Regions from separate parts of the Homo sapiens genome. Here all the other regions are linked to region 3. Evidence: chromatin contacts called from ENCODE Hi-C or POLR2A ChIA-PET data. All regions are on one chromosome and are shown on one strand. The core of a region is the stretch at or near the end of the contact, and the rest is flanking DNA. Distances in the headings are between cores, read along the strand shown. Region 1 holds the start of MYCBP2 (MYC binding protein 2). Region 2 holds the start of KCTD12 (potassium channel tetramerization domain containing 12). Region 3 holds the start of OBI1 (ORC ubiquitin ligase 1). Region 4 holds the start of FBXL3 (F-box and leucine rich repeat protein 3). Region 5 holds the start of CLN5 (CLN5 lysosomal BMP synthase).

What was found. Hi-C counts contacts between places; a loop is a spot of excess contacts on that map. ChIA-PET counts read pairs that join two places held with the same protein, here RNA polymerase II (POLR2A). Pooled maps may share reads with other maps.
Region 1: a map of CD4-positive, alpha-beta T cell shows a loop between it and region 3 (9-fold over the local background). The contact joins the promoter of MYCBP2 here to the promoter of OBI1 in region 3. A Hi-C loop is called at or near these places in 4 of 168 maps with a recorded cell type or tissue (CD4-positive, alpha-beta T cell, CD4-positive, alpha-beta memory T cell, CD8-positive, alpha-beta T cell and 1 more), 1 of 37 single-sample maps with no recorded cell type and 19 of 50 pooled maps. POLR2A ChIA-PET finds 5 or more read pairs at or near these places in 1 of 52 experiments (activated CD4-positive, alpha-beta T cell).
Region 2: a loop to region 3 is called in a pooled map, with 10 times the contacts of the local background. The contact joins the promoter of KCTD12 here to the promoter of OBI1 in region 3. A Hi-C loop is called at or near these places in 2 of 37 single-sample maps with no recorded cell type and 11 of 50 pooled maps.
Region 4: a loop to region 3 is called in a pooled map, with 18 times the contacts of the local background. The contact joins the promoter of FBXL3 here to the promoter of OBI1 in region 3. A Hi-C loop is called at or near these places in 2 of 37 single-sample maps with no recorded cell type and 10 of 50 pooled maps.
Region 5: a map of B cell shows a loop between it and region 3 (12-fold over the local background). The contact joins the promoter of CLN5 here to the promoter of OBI1 in region 3. A Hi-C loop is called at or near these places in 2 of 168 maps with a recorded cell type or tissue (B cell and CD8-positive, alpha-beta T cell), 2 of 37 single-sample maps with no recorded cell type and 9 of 50 pooled maps. POLR2A ChIA-PET finds 5 or more read pairs at or near these places in 1 of 52 experiments (T-cell).

Annotation. Positions count from the first base shown.
Region 1 is chr13:77,325,675-77,328,374 of GRCh38, reverse strand. MYCBP2 (MYC binding protein 2) reads left to right here and starts at 1,281. Exons shown (of 83, transcript NM_015057.5): 1 at 1,281-1,901. The coding sequence starts at 1,600. LOC127898562 reads left to right here and starts at 1,387. Exons shown (of 1, transcript NM_001414702.1): 1 at 1,387-1,470. The coding sequence starts at 1,387. The coding sequence ends at 1,470. It overlaps LOC107984564 (a long non-coding RNA gene), which reads right to left and starts at 1,330. Exons shown (of 2, transcript XR_001749930.2): 1 at 1,240-1,330; 2 at 177-1,111. RefSeq lists an enhancer at 802-1,131 and silencers at 1,322-1,701, 1,742-1,861.
Region 2 is chr13:76,885,155-76,887,854 of GRCh38, reverse strand. It overlaps KCTD12 (potassium channel tetramerization domain containing 12), which reads left to right and starts at 1,450. Exons shown (of 1, transcript NM_138444.4): 1 at 1,450-2,700. The coding sequence starts at 1,707. The coding sequence ends at 2,684. RefSeq lists silencers at 1,223-1,652, 2,053-2,322 and an enhancer at 1,936-2,435.
Region 3 is chr13:78,657,851-78,660,550 of GRCh38, reverse strand. It overlaps OBI1 (ORC ubiquitin ligase 1), which reads left to right and starts at 1,396. Exons shown (of 6, transcript NM_024546.4): 1 at 1,396-1,502. The coding sequence starts at 1,431. RefSeq lists enhancers at 2,038-2,117, 2,028-2,700.
Region 4 is chr13:77,025,831-77,028,530 of GRCh38, reverse strand. FBXL3 (F-box and leucine rich repeat protein 3) reads left to right here and starts at 1,372. Exons shown (of 5, transcript NM_012158.4): 1 at 1,372-1,704. RefSeq lists silencers at 1,252-1,301, 1,472-1,751, 1,772-1,831.
Region 5 is chr13:76,990,776-76,993,475 of GRCh38, reverse strand. It overlaps CLN5 (CLN5 lysosomal BMP synthase), which reads right to left and starts at 1,395. Exons shown (of 4, transcript NM_006493.4): 1 at 1,205-1,395. The coding sequence starts at 1,377. RefSeq lists an enhancer at 1-1,090 and silencers at 1,112-1,351, 1,812-1,881, 1,972-2,061.

The sequences.
Region 1 (2,700 bases), core at 32-2,531, 1.3 Mb after region 3:
TCCTTTGTTCCTATGTTTATCCCACTGCTAATTATCTTTAAAAAAACTAAATGAAATCCATCCATTATTTAAAGCTTCAGAAAAAAATGCATTGCTTTCAGCAACCTTCCACCCTAAAACTAGAATTAATTTACTTTCCTATTCCTTGTTGTTTGCACTTCTCAAACACTAAGGAGGATTTTTTAACATTTATTTTATTTTTTTTTAAGAGAAGGCCATCCGAAGAAGAGGCACAGATATAAGAACTAGTACATAGATGAAAGATACAGTACTGGGATGACAGAACTTATAAATTATTTTGTCAGGACTGTAAATTAGGAAACTCTTCAAATTGAGAGTCAAAGGATAAAACGTAGTAGGAATCAAAGTGCATTGGCACGTATATTTCTAGAGCATATACTTAGATGGGGTTCGTAGGTTAGCTTGGAACAAAGGACTGAGCAAATGTTACTTTTTTATAGACAACAACAAGATATGTGATGGATCTGACATTTTCAGACGCTATACAGTCTCCGTCACAATTATTGTTTCAGATCGCATTCAAGAATTATCTTTAAAAATGTAAGTTTGGGCAGAAAAAAATAAACCATTAAATGACCACTGCCAAGAGATAAAAGTGCACTCTTAGGTGAGTGAGGAGTCAATAAAAAAGAGTAATTTAAAAAATATTATTGCTCCGTTGAGAACAAGAATTTGGGAATGACTCTGGCTTGTGAATACTAGCCTATCTGTTATACTTTCACACACAAAATACTTTCACACACAAAAAAGAATGTGCTAGATTACTACCTGTCTTTGTAAGTAAAAGCTGTGTTAAACAAGCGTAAATCCTAATGACAAAAACCATATAAAATAAGATCGCTAAAGGCACTTCTAATTGGGATGGTTTTCTCTGCCTTAAACTCTGAATTAACCAGCACAATTCACAGTAAATCTTCCTGTTGGCAGCAGAGCCTTGGAGAAGAGGTAGCAGAAGAGCGTGCCACTCCTCCTCTGGCGATGGGCACGTTCCCCCTTGCTTTCTGGTCCTCGTTCTTCCACCTGGAGGGAACCTGAAGTCGAACGTCAGTAGCTGACAGCCTCCCCAGCACTTTCCTTACTCTTCTTCAAGCTGCCAGTAAAACCCGGAGAAGTGGACTACTTCAGATTCCGCACAACCCAACAGCCCCAAACCCAAAGCCCCGAGGCGGAGGGAGTGGTGGCGGAGAGGGGGTGGGGAGGAAAAGGGGCGGCAGTTACTGAGCATGTGCGAGGAGTGGCGCATGCTCTGTGAGGCCGGCAGCTTCCCATTGCGGGTAGCCCCGGCGGTGGTGGCGGTGGTAGCGGTGGTGGCGGCGGCAGTGGCGGCACCGCCTCCTCCTCACATTCCCGGGGTGGCGGGGTTAGATGAGCGGCCCCAGTAGCGGCGAGGGCGGCGCGGGGGGGAGGAGGAGAAGAAGGAGGAGGAGAAGGAGGTCGCTGTCTTTGTAGTCTCCCTGCTGCGGGAGCCAGAGGCCGCCGCCGGAGCCGTCGTCGTTGGAAAAGGGCTGTGTGTGCGCGCGCGTGTCTGCCCGCCCGGCCCGCGGGGACGAGGCGGCGGCGGCGGCGGCGGCGGCGAGGATGATGATGTGCGCAGCGACTGCCTCCCCCGCCGCCGCCTCCTCGGGGCTCGGCGGGGACGGATTCTACCCAGCCGCCACCTTCTCTTCCTCCCCGGCGCCGGGGGCGCTGTTCATGCCGGTTCCCGACGGCTCCGTGGCTGCTGCGGGGCTGGGGCTGGGGCTACCCGCCGCGGACTCCCGGGGTCACTACCAGCTGCTGCTGTCAGGCCGGGCCCTGGCCGACCGCTACCGGAGGATTTATACCGCTGCGCTCAATGACAGGGACCAGGGGGGCGGCAGCGCTGGACACCCAGCCTCCAGGTGCGTCCCCAGGGTGCCCTTCCTTGCGCCCCATGCCGCCCTTCCTTGCGCCCCATGCCGCGCGTGCACCCGCGTGTGTGTGTGCTTGCGTGTGTGTACCTGCGCATTTATTGAGCTTTCAGTCCGCTCTGGATGTCTGTTGGCAGGAGCACTTATCGAGATAGGAGGGTGCGGTGGCTGCAGTTTCTCGTGTGTGTGTGTGTGTGTGTGTGTGTGTGTGTGTGTGTGTGTGTCTGCCTGCCTATGTGGGGGGATAGTGAGGGGTGGTAGGGGAACCTGTGATGCTGGAAAAGGCGATGGTGCTGGTCGGCTGTGACACGTGTGTGTATCGTTGAGGTAGGAGGTGGCATGGGTAGAGAGGGTAAGAGGATGATACACGAAGAGAATTGCAACAGTGGCAAGGGAAGTGGCGTTTTCAGTGTCTCTGCCGCAATGTTATTTGCACGTGCCGCCTCTCCCATGACATTCCTTCCAGCCCTTTCCACCTCCCTTCAATCTGCCTTTCACCAAGAGGAGTCATGGTATAGATTGGTTGAGTTTTGGATAAGCAGGCCCGAGGGATAGGCGTGAGGTTTGCTTTAAAAAGATTTATGAATAAGGGACGCAGATGGAGATCTGTGTGGATGCGAAAGGTGTCTGATAGAGATTTTTAGAGCTGTACTTTGATAACCGGGCCTTTTGGTCTTCTAGAAATGAGGTTGCAGTTACTCTTGTGATCTGATGTCCCATCGGCCATTTCTCTTCATCCTCTGTTCGATTTCCTCTGTTACTTACAGGCTTTAGAGTAGAGAGGGTTTTG
Region 2 (2,700 bases), core at 201-2,700, 1.8 Mb after region 3:
TCTATACTTCAAACTGATGTGATAACTGCGCAGACCCCTGACCCTTTGCTTATTGGGCTACACTGAAAGCGCTTTGGAGATTATTCGCCTTTGCATTCCTCACTCCCTGGTGCCCTGCAAATAATAGCAGGTACACAAGAAACATTCAGTGACCCAATCATTTCTTGACACCCTCCTCTGCACTCTTCTCTTTTTGCAGCATTCAGGAGCTCTTACTTATTTTCATACCCAAATCAGTGATCAGATAATCACTCATAAATATGACATTTCAGAACGTGCTGGGAGCAGCGCAGACAGTGTGTAGGGAGCCATCCAGAGGCCCCACCCACCTGGGAAGCCAGGGAAAGCTTCCAGGGGGAGGGGGCGGTTCTGTGGGCTGCAGTCCGAGGGGGAAAAGCAAACGTGTAGGCAGCAGGAGTTGAGAGATGGGATCCAGACAAGGGCCTTCAGATATATAAATATCCCTTTCTGAGACTGACGGGAACTTGGACAGGGCCGAAGAGTGACCGAGGCATGCGGGAGAGAAGGGGCGCCTGGACTTTTGGAAGGATAAACATGCAGGCGCCAAAGGTGGCTTTAAAAATTACGTTAGATCTGCAACTGTTGTGAGTCTAAGGGCGCGATTCAACGAAGGCTGAATGGGACCCGGAGACCGAACGTTCCGGAGTCTTACCCCTTCACTTCGAAGTGAAGTGCCTCGAAGGCCCTGCGGGAAGAGGGAATTGCAATTAAGAGCAGATTTGAAGCTTCATCTCATTTTGTCTCTGCAGCCAGAAAATAAACTATCGTAAAGCATCCTACTGCGGGACACTGAGGTTTGCTTTTTGTTTCTAGGTTTATTTATTTATTTTCCAGGCTGGCTGCAAGGCAACTTGAACAAAATCTGGCTGCGCTCGGACTGGGGCGGCTCTTTCGTCTCTCCAGGTTTTTCGCGTCTCTCTACTTTCAGTGACACGACAACCAACGATGGCAGGCCGCAGCTGCACTGCTGGAAGCGCCCAGTTCCGCAGGCGGGAGGGCCGGAGGCGGCCACGCATTTCCACTCCCGGGGCGACAGGCTTCCGAAAGTTCACGTCCTCCTTCCAGAGTCCTTGGGTGCGGGCTGGGGCGAGAGGGGAGGGGGCGCGGTGACTGTCCCTCCAAGGAGCTGTCTTCCGAAGCCGCCAAGTCTCGGGCGGGTCCTCTTCGGAAGAGGGAGAAAGTTGGGCGGGACCACGGGGCGGGGCTGGTGGGTGGGGAGCGGGTGGGAGTCCGGGCGCCCCCAGCGCTCGCGAGCCGGGGTGGAGCCAGCAGCCCCGCGTGGCGTCCGCGTTTAAGATGCAAATCGAGTCCCCGCTCCCCACCTCCCCTCGCCCGGTAAGCGAGGCTCCGCCGCCGCCCACGCCTCCTGCGCGCCACGGCACCAGAGCAGGCGGCTCTACTTAAGCAGCGCGCGGGCCGCGACCCGGCACTCGCCTGGAGCGCGCGGGCAAGGCGGGCGGAGCGCACTGGAACTCAAGGGGGCGCACAGCGGCGCGCTCGCACCGCTCGGCTCCGCGCGGCTCTAGGAGGTGGCGGCGGTGGCGGTGGCGGCGGTGGCGGCGGCGGCGGCGGCGGGGCGCAGGGCTGAGCGAGCGTCCGGGTTCCGGGGCTCCGGGGAAGGCGGTTGCAGCTCCTGAGTGCAGCGCGGCTTCCTGCCACTGTCCCGGCCCGGCCACCTCTCTGTCATGGCTCTGGCGGACAGCACACGTGGATTACCCAACGGGGGCGGCGGCGGGGGCGGCAGTGGCTCCTCGTCGTCCTCCGCGGAGCCACCGCTCTTCCCCGACATCGTGGAGCTGAACGTGGGGGGCCAGGTGTACGTGACCCGGCGCTGCACGGTGGTGTCGGTGCCCGACTCGCTGCTCTGGCGCATGTTCACGCAGCAGCAGCCGCAGGAGCTGGCCCGGGACAGCAAAGGCCGCTTCTTTCTGGACCGGGACGGCTTCCTCTTCCGCTACATCCTGGATTACCTGCGGGACTTGCAGCTCGTGCTGCCCGACTACTTCCCCGAGCGCAGCCGGCTGCAGCGCGAGGCCGAGTACTTCGAGCTGCCAGAGCTCGTGCGCCGCCTCGGGGCGCCCCAGCAGCCCGGCCCGGGGCCGCCGCCCTCGCGGCGCGGGGTGCACAAGGAGGGCTCGCTGGGTGACGAGCTGCTGCCGCTTGGCTACTCGGAGCCCGAACAGCAGGAGGGCGCCTCTGCCGGGGCGCCGTCGCCCACGCTGGAGCTGGCTAGCCGCAGTCCGTCCGGGGGCGCGGCGGGCCCGCTGCTCACGCCGTCCCAGTCGCTGGACGGCAGCCGGCGCTCGGGCTACATCACCATCGGCTACCGCGGCTCCTACACCATCGGGCGGGACGCGCAGGCGGACGCCAAGTTCCGGCGAGTGGCGCGCATCACCGTTTGCGGAAAGACGTCGCTGGCCAAGGAGGTGTTTGGGGACACCCTGAACGAAAGCCGGGACCCCGACCGTCCCCCGGAGCGCTACACCTCGCGCTATTACCTCAAGTTCAACTTCCTGGAGCAGGCCTTCGACAAGCTGTCCGAGTCGGGCTTCCACATGGTGGCGTGCAGCTCCACGGGCACCTGCGCCTTTGCCAGCAGCACCGACCAGAGCGAGGACAAGATCTGGACCAGCTACACCGAGTACGTCTTCTGCAGGGAGTGAGCTCCCCAGACCCCCT
Region 3 (2,700 bases), core at 147-2,646:
AGGAGGGGGGATCCATTGAGCCCAGGAGCTCAAGACCAGCCTGGGCAACATGGGGAAACCACTCCCCGACCCTCGAGGCAGGCGGATCACTTGAGGTCAGGAGTTGGAGACCAGCCTGACCAACAGGGTGAAACTCCGTCTTTACTAAAAATACAAAAATTAGCCAAGCATGGTGGCGCATGACTGTAATCCCAGCTACTCGGGAGGCTGGCTGAGGCAGGCGGATGGGATCGCTTGAGCCTGGGAGGTCGCTGTGTTGGCACCTAGTGGTGACAGAGCTAGACCCTATCTCAAAAAACAAAACAAAAGTTGCCAGAAGCCATGGAGCTACCGTTTAGGTAGGAAGTTGTTGGGGGCAGGGATTTCCGCTGAAGCAGCCCAGGTCCAGAACCCCTTTCTCTTAACCATGAGGCTGCTTCTTGAAGTCATACTGCGTCTTTTTCACAAAGATTAGTAAAAGTTGTCCCGATGGTCTTGTCTTTAAATCTCTCAACTCACAGATTTTACTTGTTAGCGTAATTTATCACATCAGCTCTTCCTCGCTTCAAGTAAGTTGCAGATAAATTCCAAATTTGTTATACTGCATTTAAGATAAATTTAGGAACTTTTAGGTTTTTTTCTTTTTTGTTGGTAGGAAACGCAACTTATAACCTCACAAATTCTCCCTTGGGGTTCAACAACACAGCGGTACATTTCATATGCAACCATGCACCTGAAATGAAGACGTGAAAACGTTAATCTCCTTTTGGTGGAAAACCCAGAGAAGCCCACAGTAAAAATGTATTTTCAGGGAAAGCTGCGATTAAATGTATCAGGATCGTCTCGGACACAGATAAGGAGACAATCACTGTTTTCTTAAGTGAATTATTGTGCCCTCTGGAAGCACATTATATTGAGTGGAAAGAGAACTGACAGAGGTGGAAAGCTGTTTTGAAAAAAATTGAAACGTGTAGATAATGTCTTTTCTCTATGTTTTGATTACGCTGTGTTGGCGGATGTGTGGGGTTTAATAATTAGGCGAAAAACTCTCCATCCTTCACCCCATCCAATCCCCGAAAACAATTTGGGGATTTAAAAAATCGCCTTTCCGTATCTTCCTCTTCTGTCTCCACTATTCCGCTTTCCTTTAGATTTTCCAAGATCCTCGATACTTGTAGTAAACTACCTTCCTACACATTCGCAGGAATCTTGCAGCTCCCTAATCAGTGAATTTTCTTTCTTTCTTTCTTTCTTTCTTTTTTTTTTTTTTTTTTTTAATGAAAGGAAAACGCCTTGGAGATCGCGCGTTTCGAAAGCGCGTTTTCGTTTTCTCTCCTGGGCGGGTTATGGCCCTACCGGGGCGCCGTAGCCGGCCCGCGCGTGCCCAGTCTTGGCGAAGAGTAGCGGTAGGTCGGCGGGACTTCCGTGTTGGCGGGATTCTGAACGCTGCCATGGCTCAGACCGTGCAGAATGTTACATTGTCGCTCACTCTGCCCATCACGTGCCACATTTGCTTGGGGAAGGTAATGGGTGATTGTGGGCACAGCTACAAAACGGGGTTGGATAAGTCGCTCGCCGGGGCCGAGGGCCGTCTCGTGCGGGGGCGGGGAAGGGGCGTGAGGCGCGGAGATGGGAGAAAACGCTAACCCGCGTTCTTGATGGGAGGCCGCGTCCTGGGAGATGGGGGTAGCGCACCGTGATTAATGGATTCATCTGGGCGCCTTTCGGAGGAGGGTGACAGCGGCCCGTGGTCTGCCGGGAGGGCGGCGAGACGGCCCTGCCACCGCCCGCGGCCTCACACTGGCAAGACACCGGCCTCGAAGGAGGCCCCATCAGAAACGCATCGCAGGGATATTTAACTTCCCTCTGCAGCCTCGCGTGGCGTGTAGTGAAGCCCATTAAAACACATTTCCTGGGAGCCTCACCTCGGGCTTCTTAGTCCTCTGTAACTAGTGTTCATCCTCTGGGGCCTACGGTGCTGTGTATTGAGTCTTTTCCATTTCCAAGACCTTTTGCCTTTATCCTGGCCTTGAGGATGACCTTTGCTCTGAATTCCTAATTTGAAAAGTAAATAGTAAGTGCTCCTGGAGGGTATTAGAATAAGAGGTGTGGCTTTTAACTCCAAGAATGGGTCAGTCAGGAGATAGAATACTCTCTCTTTGTGATGCAAGAGGTGCCTAGTGTGTTTGTGAAACAAGGTAGGGAAAGTGGTTCTGAATTAGAAACGGAGCTTTGAATATTCTAATGCATTCCTCTCCTCTTTCATTTCCATTTGTGCCTCACTTTCGGTGTTTTAAAGAGCATTTCTTTACCGAATAGATAAAGAAGGGGAAAGATAAACCACCAACTTTTTTCCACCCTGAATTATTTTTACGTCTGTGGTGTGTCAGGGTGTGTGTTTACCCCCCAGCGCAGACTGAGCCGTAGACTCAGATTTGAGAAATACAAACTTCTAGAGCAAGCATTTGAGTGCCGGCCAATACGATCTGCCTGGGGTGTTTGAAGTTCTGTGTGAATTTACTGGATTCAAAAAGTAGAAGAAAGTCAGCATTGGAAGCAACTGATAATTCTGGATAGCAGTCAGAATGAAATGCCAATGAAATAGCAAATGTGCTGGGAGATCATGGATTGGGGATGGCTTGATCAATTTGGAGAGATCAAGGATGGCCTCATCGAGGATGGTGTTTGAGCTGGCATTGAGCTATTACTTACTGCCTGCAC
Region 4 (2,700 bases), core at 123-2,622, 1.6 Mb after region 3:
CAGCTGACAGGCCCTTAAAAAACACCGAACAAACAACACTGGCATTTCCCCACATTGAATTCATTTTATTATAGAAACAGTCTCACTCTCTCACCCAGACTGAAGTGCAGTGGTGACATCATAGGTCACTGTAACCTCCTACTCCTGGGCTCCAGCCATCCTCTCGATTCAGCCTCCTGAGTAGTAGCCGGGATTACACCAAGCTCGTCTGATTTTTTAAAATTATTACTCTTCTATTTTTTTGTAGAGACAAGAGTCTGGACATATTGCGCAGGCTGGTCTCCAATTCTTGACCACAAGCAACCCTTCTGCCTTGGCTTCCCAAAATGTTGGGATTACAGACATAAGCCTGTACCACTCCTGGCCTCACACTGAACTTCGACGTAACTTTATACATGGCTTCCTAGCTCAATTTCTTGAGAAAACGGGAAGAACGGAGAGCTCCCTGGGCACCACTGCTTTTCAGTGTCTTATACATGGGTCTGAGTGTTCTAAGACATCTTTGAATGGAAAACTACTTTCTCTCTTTTTTTTTGGAGGTGTAGAGAGGAATGGCGCATGATTCAACTTAATGATATTGCACCTAAGAATGTTTCTAACTGTAAGAAAACGCAGTATCAAAAAATCCAAACTTTAAAACAAGTCAACTAGGTAGCAGTTACAAAGATGCCTTGATTTACAAAAGGATTCACCAGAGGTTTTCTTTTCAGCAGCTTTGTAATCCTTTACTTTCCCCATTGCGTTTCAAAAGCTATTTACAAATTTCAGGACTCTATTTCATAAAGCAAATGTCGTTTTTAAAATGTAATAACTCTAATGATAAAAGCCACTTTAGAAATATTGGGAAATACAAATATTTGAAAAACAAAAACCATGTGCAATCCCAGCGTTAATACTCTCACTATTCTGGTACATTTCCTTGGCATCTTTTAAGCACCACTTATGCACATCGATGCGCGGGTCTTCGGAGACTGTATTTAACTCCTCGGTTTCAGGCATCCGGGGCGGCCACCCGCGGGCCGCGGTCCCCAGCAGGCTCCGGCGAGACTCCTTCCTTTCTTTTTTCTGCTCCACCTCCCTAAACCTTCCAGTTTCAGCCACAGATAGTCTCTTCCACATATAGCTAGCTTCAGCCCTCCCACATTCCATCTCAAAACAACAAAAAAAATCCCCTTCAAGCGGGAGTCACATCTCTGGCAGGAAGGCAGAGGCTCGTCCCACAGCAAGGAGACTGGGGCGGCCGCAGCGCGCGCTCCCGCTTGGGCGCGGCCCTACTCCCGCCGGGCTCCGCCCCCCCCCCGCCCCCTTCCCGCCCCCTTGGGCGGGGACGCGCCAGGGAAGCGCGCGGCCGCGAGCCCTGGGCGCCATTTTAGACTCGCTGTTTGTGGCCCAGGTGCAGGAAGCTTACGCGGTGGCAGCCGCTCGCTGAGGTAGTCTCTCGCGGCGCCGGGGATCCCTGAACACAGACAGCGCGGGACTGAGAAGGAAAGCTTCTTTCTGGGCAGCCAGAGCCGCAAAGGTGGAGCCGCGTTGGCGCCCTCCGCGGGACCAGCGCCTCGGATGCGGGCGGAGCGCGGGGGGCCGCGGCTGCGGGAGCGCGAAGCGGGGGGCCAGGGGCGCCTCATGTGAGAGCCGCGGGACCTGCAGCCGCCGCCGTCCCCGGAGCACGGGGTGGTGTGTGGGGGAAGCCGCCCCCGGCAGCAGGTAACGGCGGAGGGGCAGGGCCGAGCCCCGCTGCGACGGCGGAGCCGGGGAGGGACCGCGGACCGTCTGTGGGCGGGCCGGGGTGGGGTGGGGTGGGGGGGGGCGCGGGGGCCGGGGCGCGCGCGGGCCGCTCCTCAGGAGTGCCGGGCGGGGCGCGGGGCGCGGCACCCAGACCTTGGAGCTTGCTTGGGGGCGTTTCCCCGCCGTGCCTGCTTCCAAACATGTCAACAAGGCGTGGTGCGTGTGCGGCGGCCGCCTGCAGCCTGCCCGCGACGCCGCCGCTCCCGGGTTCGCCGCGGCTCCTGCCAGGCTTTATGACCCTTGGCGGGGGCTGGTGACAGGCACCATGGAGCTCGCACTCTGTGGGCTCTCCCGGCGTCGGCTACGCCCGTGCTGGTAGCTTGAGCAATGAGGCACTGAAATGTCAAAGCAAACTGCCCAGGGTGGGGCGCATGAGAAATGTCAGGGGAAGCCAGTCGGTGGGGAGGTGGCGCAGGGAGGAGGGGACGCCCCTGCCGCTTAGCCAGGCGAAAAACTTGGTCAACTTGTGTTGAGCGGATTCGCGTCTGCCTTTGGCGTGGGCAGTCCTTTAGGTGGGGTTGCAGACAGGGGTCAGGAAGCAGCCCAGTAAATGGTCTGTATCTCCAAGCTGAGAGGTGAGAGAGATCATTTTTATTTTGTCGTTGCTAATGATATCCAGTTGAGTGACCCAGATTTTTTAATTAGAATCCTCCTTTTCTAACTTGAAAAAAAAGTAACTTAGTTTCTGTTATCTCTGAAATATTTATAAAAATACCATCAACTATCAGTTATCTATCTATCTATATGACCTGTAGACAGATTTTCGCCACTGTGCGCTCTCTAAGCATTTAGTTGTGAGTTAACCTCTTTATAGTGTTTTATTCTTGTAGTTCAGCCAAAGAATGCATATTAGTTTGATATTAGTAAAAGCAGAACAGAAAGGAACTGTGATGCCAAAATAGGCTTTTTAGAGTT
Region 5 (2,700 bases), core at 146-2,645, 1.7 Mb after region 3:
CTATTGAGTAATTTTGACTTCTTACAAACATTTTATTATTAACATTTTCCAGAAAACTAGCTTCAACCACAAACTTCTCTTTCCACGTAGTATATCACACAAAACAAAAAAGTGTTGTAAACATTTCAGTGAGCAGAATACACTATCTAGGTTTGACAACAGCTGGCATTTTACTAGATTTAATCCTTCCAGCAAACCTATGAGGTACGTGCTACCACTATTCCTATTTTTTGACTCAGGGCATGTGGGCACAGAGATTCTGAGTAACTTTCCCAAGATCCCTGGTGATGACAGAGCCAGATTTGACCCGCAGCAGGCAGAACTCCTTCCCACTCATACTGTCATACAAAATAGCTGTTTTTTTCAGGTTTGTTGTGTGCAGTTTTAGCTGTTGATTACTTATGCTAGTAAGTTAAAATTATGTCCAATGATGCTTTTGGTTTAAAGAAAAATAGCTGTTTTCAAAAACTGCTGGTCTTTCTCCTGCCTGATGTTGACACCATGTTTTCTTTCTCTGTGTTTAGCTATCTCTGACCGCCGGAGGCTGTGTCTTCTCTGTCAAAGGCTGGAATCGACCTCCCAGGTGTGCGGGCTCTGTCCCCGACTTAGGACCGGCGTCCTACCTCCAGGCTGAAGACTGGACAAAAGCGGTGACAATCTTCCCGGTCTAACCAGGACTGCAGGAGACGGGGATTCCCGGGATGCGCGACTTTTGAGGGCAAAACTGGGAAGTCCCAATAAGGACTTCGGATCAGGTTCTGATCAGGTTCAAACCAGAGCGAGTTGGTCGCCCAGTAAATTGTACCAAATGTTCCGCGGTAATAACTAACGACAGTGCATGATATAAATAAATGCGATAGACAGTGTTTTTAAACTACTCAAGAAATCAGCTACTTGTACCCAGAAGTCCCTCCATTAAATAACATTACTCTCCTTTTCTTCTTCCACGATTCAGGACTGTCCTGAGTCTGCCGCAAGTGACCAGAGGGGACGAAAGGTCCCAGGGCTGCACGTAACGAGCGGCTGCGACTCCCCAGTCCTCAACTTTGCTCTCAAGTGCGCTCCGAGCGTCACCCGGCGCTGTCCCCGCACCATCTCGTGACCCGACACAAACCACGGTGAGCAGGGGTCCCCGCCCCAGCACCCCATCCCCCATCGTCAACGCCGACCCCAACCCCGACAGTGCGCGCGCCGCCGCACTCACTTGTAGGGCACCGGCCAGTGGCGCCGGGAGGGGATGCCCGAGACCCGGGACCAGCCCGGAACCACCGCGAGCCAAAGCAGCGCCAGGGCCCAGCACCAGGAAGCGCGTCCCCGAGCCGCGCCCGCGCCCCGCCGCATCTCGGCGCCCTGTGCCGTGTCTACCTCCTGCGCCATCAGGCTGCACCCAGTACTTCCGGAGCCTCTCGAGGCCTGCGACGCCGGTGGGAGGAGCATGCGCGGAGCCGCCAGTCCGGGACGCGGGGCGCCTTGCCCCTGCGCGTCAGCTCCAGAGCTTGGCCCCAAGCGCAGGTTCCGGCGCATGACACCTCCCCGCGCCCGGCCCGCGGCGGCTTCCACACTTTGCAGTCCAGGAAGGTGCTTTGGTCTGGCTCCCAGGAGAATTCGATCCAGACCTGGGGCGTCATCTTTTATGAATTGACCTGTCCTTGCCCAAAAGCCACCACCAAAACCAAAAATCTGTCACCGGGGCTCCTCCCAACACCGAACTTTTACCCCATCCCACAGGGCCCACGCTAGGTGTCAACAAACGTTGAGTGAACGAGAATGTGTATTTGGAGCTGAGGGTGCAGGGCTGGGGGTGCAGTGAGGAAGAAGGGACAATAGTGCGGAAATGGCTCGTCGTCACCCGACCTGGGCCAGTCATAACAGTGGTTAACACTGACAATATGTGGTCCCTGCCACTCCCCAAGTGCTTAGTGGGGAAATGACTCGTCCTCACTCGACCTGGGCCAGTGATAACAGTGGTTAACACCGACAATATGTGGTCCCTGCCACTACCCGAGTGCTGCCGAATCTACCCCCTCCCCTACCGCTCCCCTCACAGGCAGGTGTTCCTTGCTTGGATCTGTCACTTCACTGGAAAGAAGTTTCTGCATCACCTTCTCTTCTTTGACTCTTCAACTAGGTCAAGAAAACAATGGCATCAATTACCCGGCTTTTGAGGAGCCTCTTGTGGCATGCTTTGCTGTTAGGCACAAATACTGACTTAAGTCTATACGTAGTACATTCAGGGCCTTGCCATAGTCACTTGTTTTTACCAGACAGCAGTTTTGCAGGGCCTTAGACCGGGACTTTCCAATTCCTTCACTTCACCCACAACTCGTGTGAAGCATCATAATGTTTGTAAGCCTATGGGAATAAGCAAGGTGGCTTCGGTAGCCGGAGATGACCACCACAATCCATTGGAGGATATGTAGCTTGTGGGGGTGTCACTGACTTCCTTGGGCCCTCCAGGTCTCTTGATTACATATGGGACTCAGTACCCTGCCCCAAACACACACTCCTTTGCCCACTTGCTGCTCCAGGTTTGGGGGTTTTGCGGAGGTTCAGGCTGGGCTGCATTTTACCATACGTTTGTCTAAGCGTTTTGATAGCTACCTAGCTCTCCTCCGTATACTATGGCCAAATTCAAAATTACCAAGGCTAAACTGGCTTCTTCAAAGACCTGCCCAAGATAAGAGGGGGAAGCATTCTAGC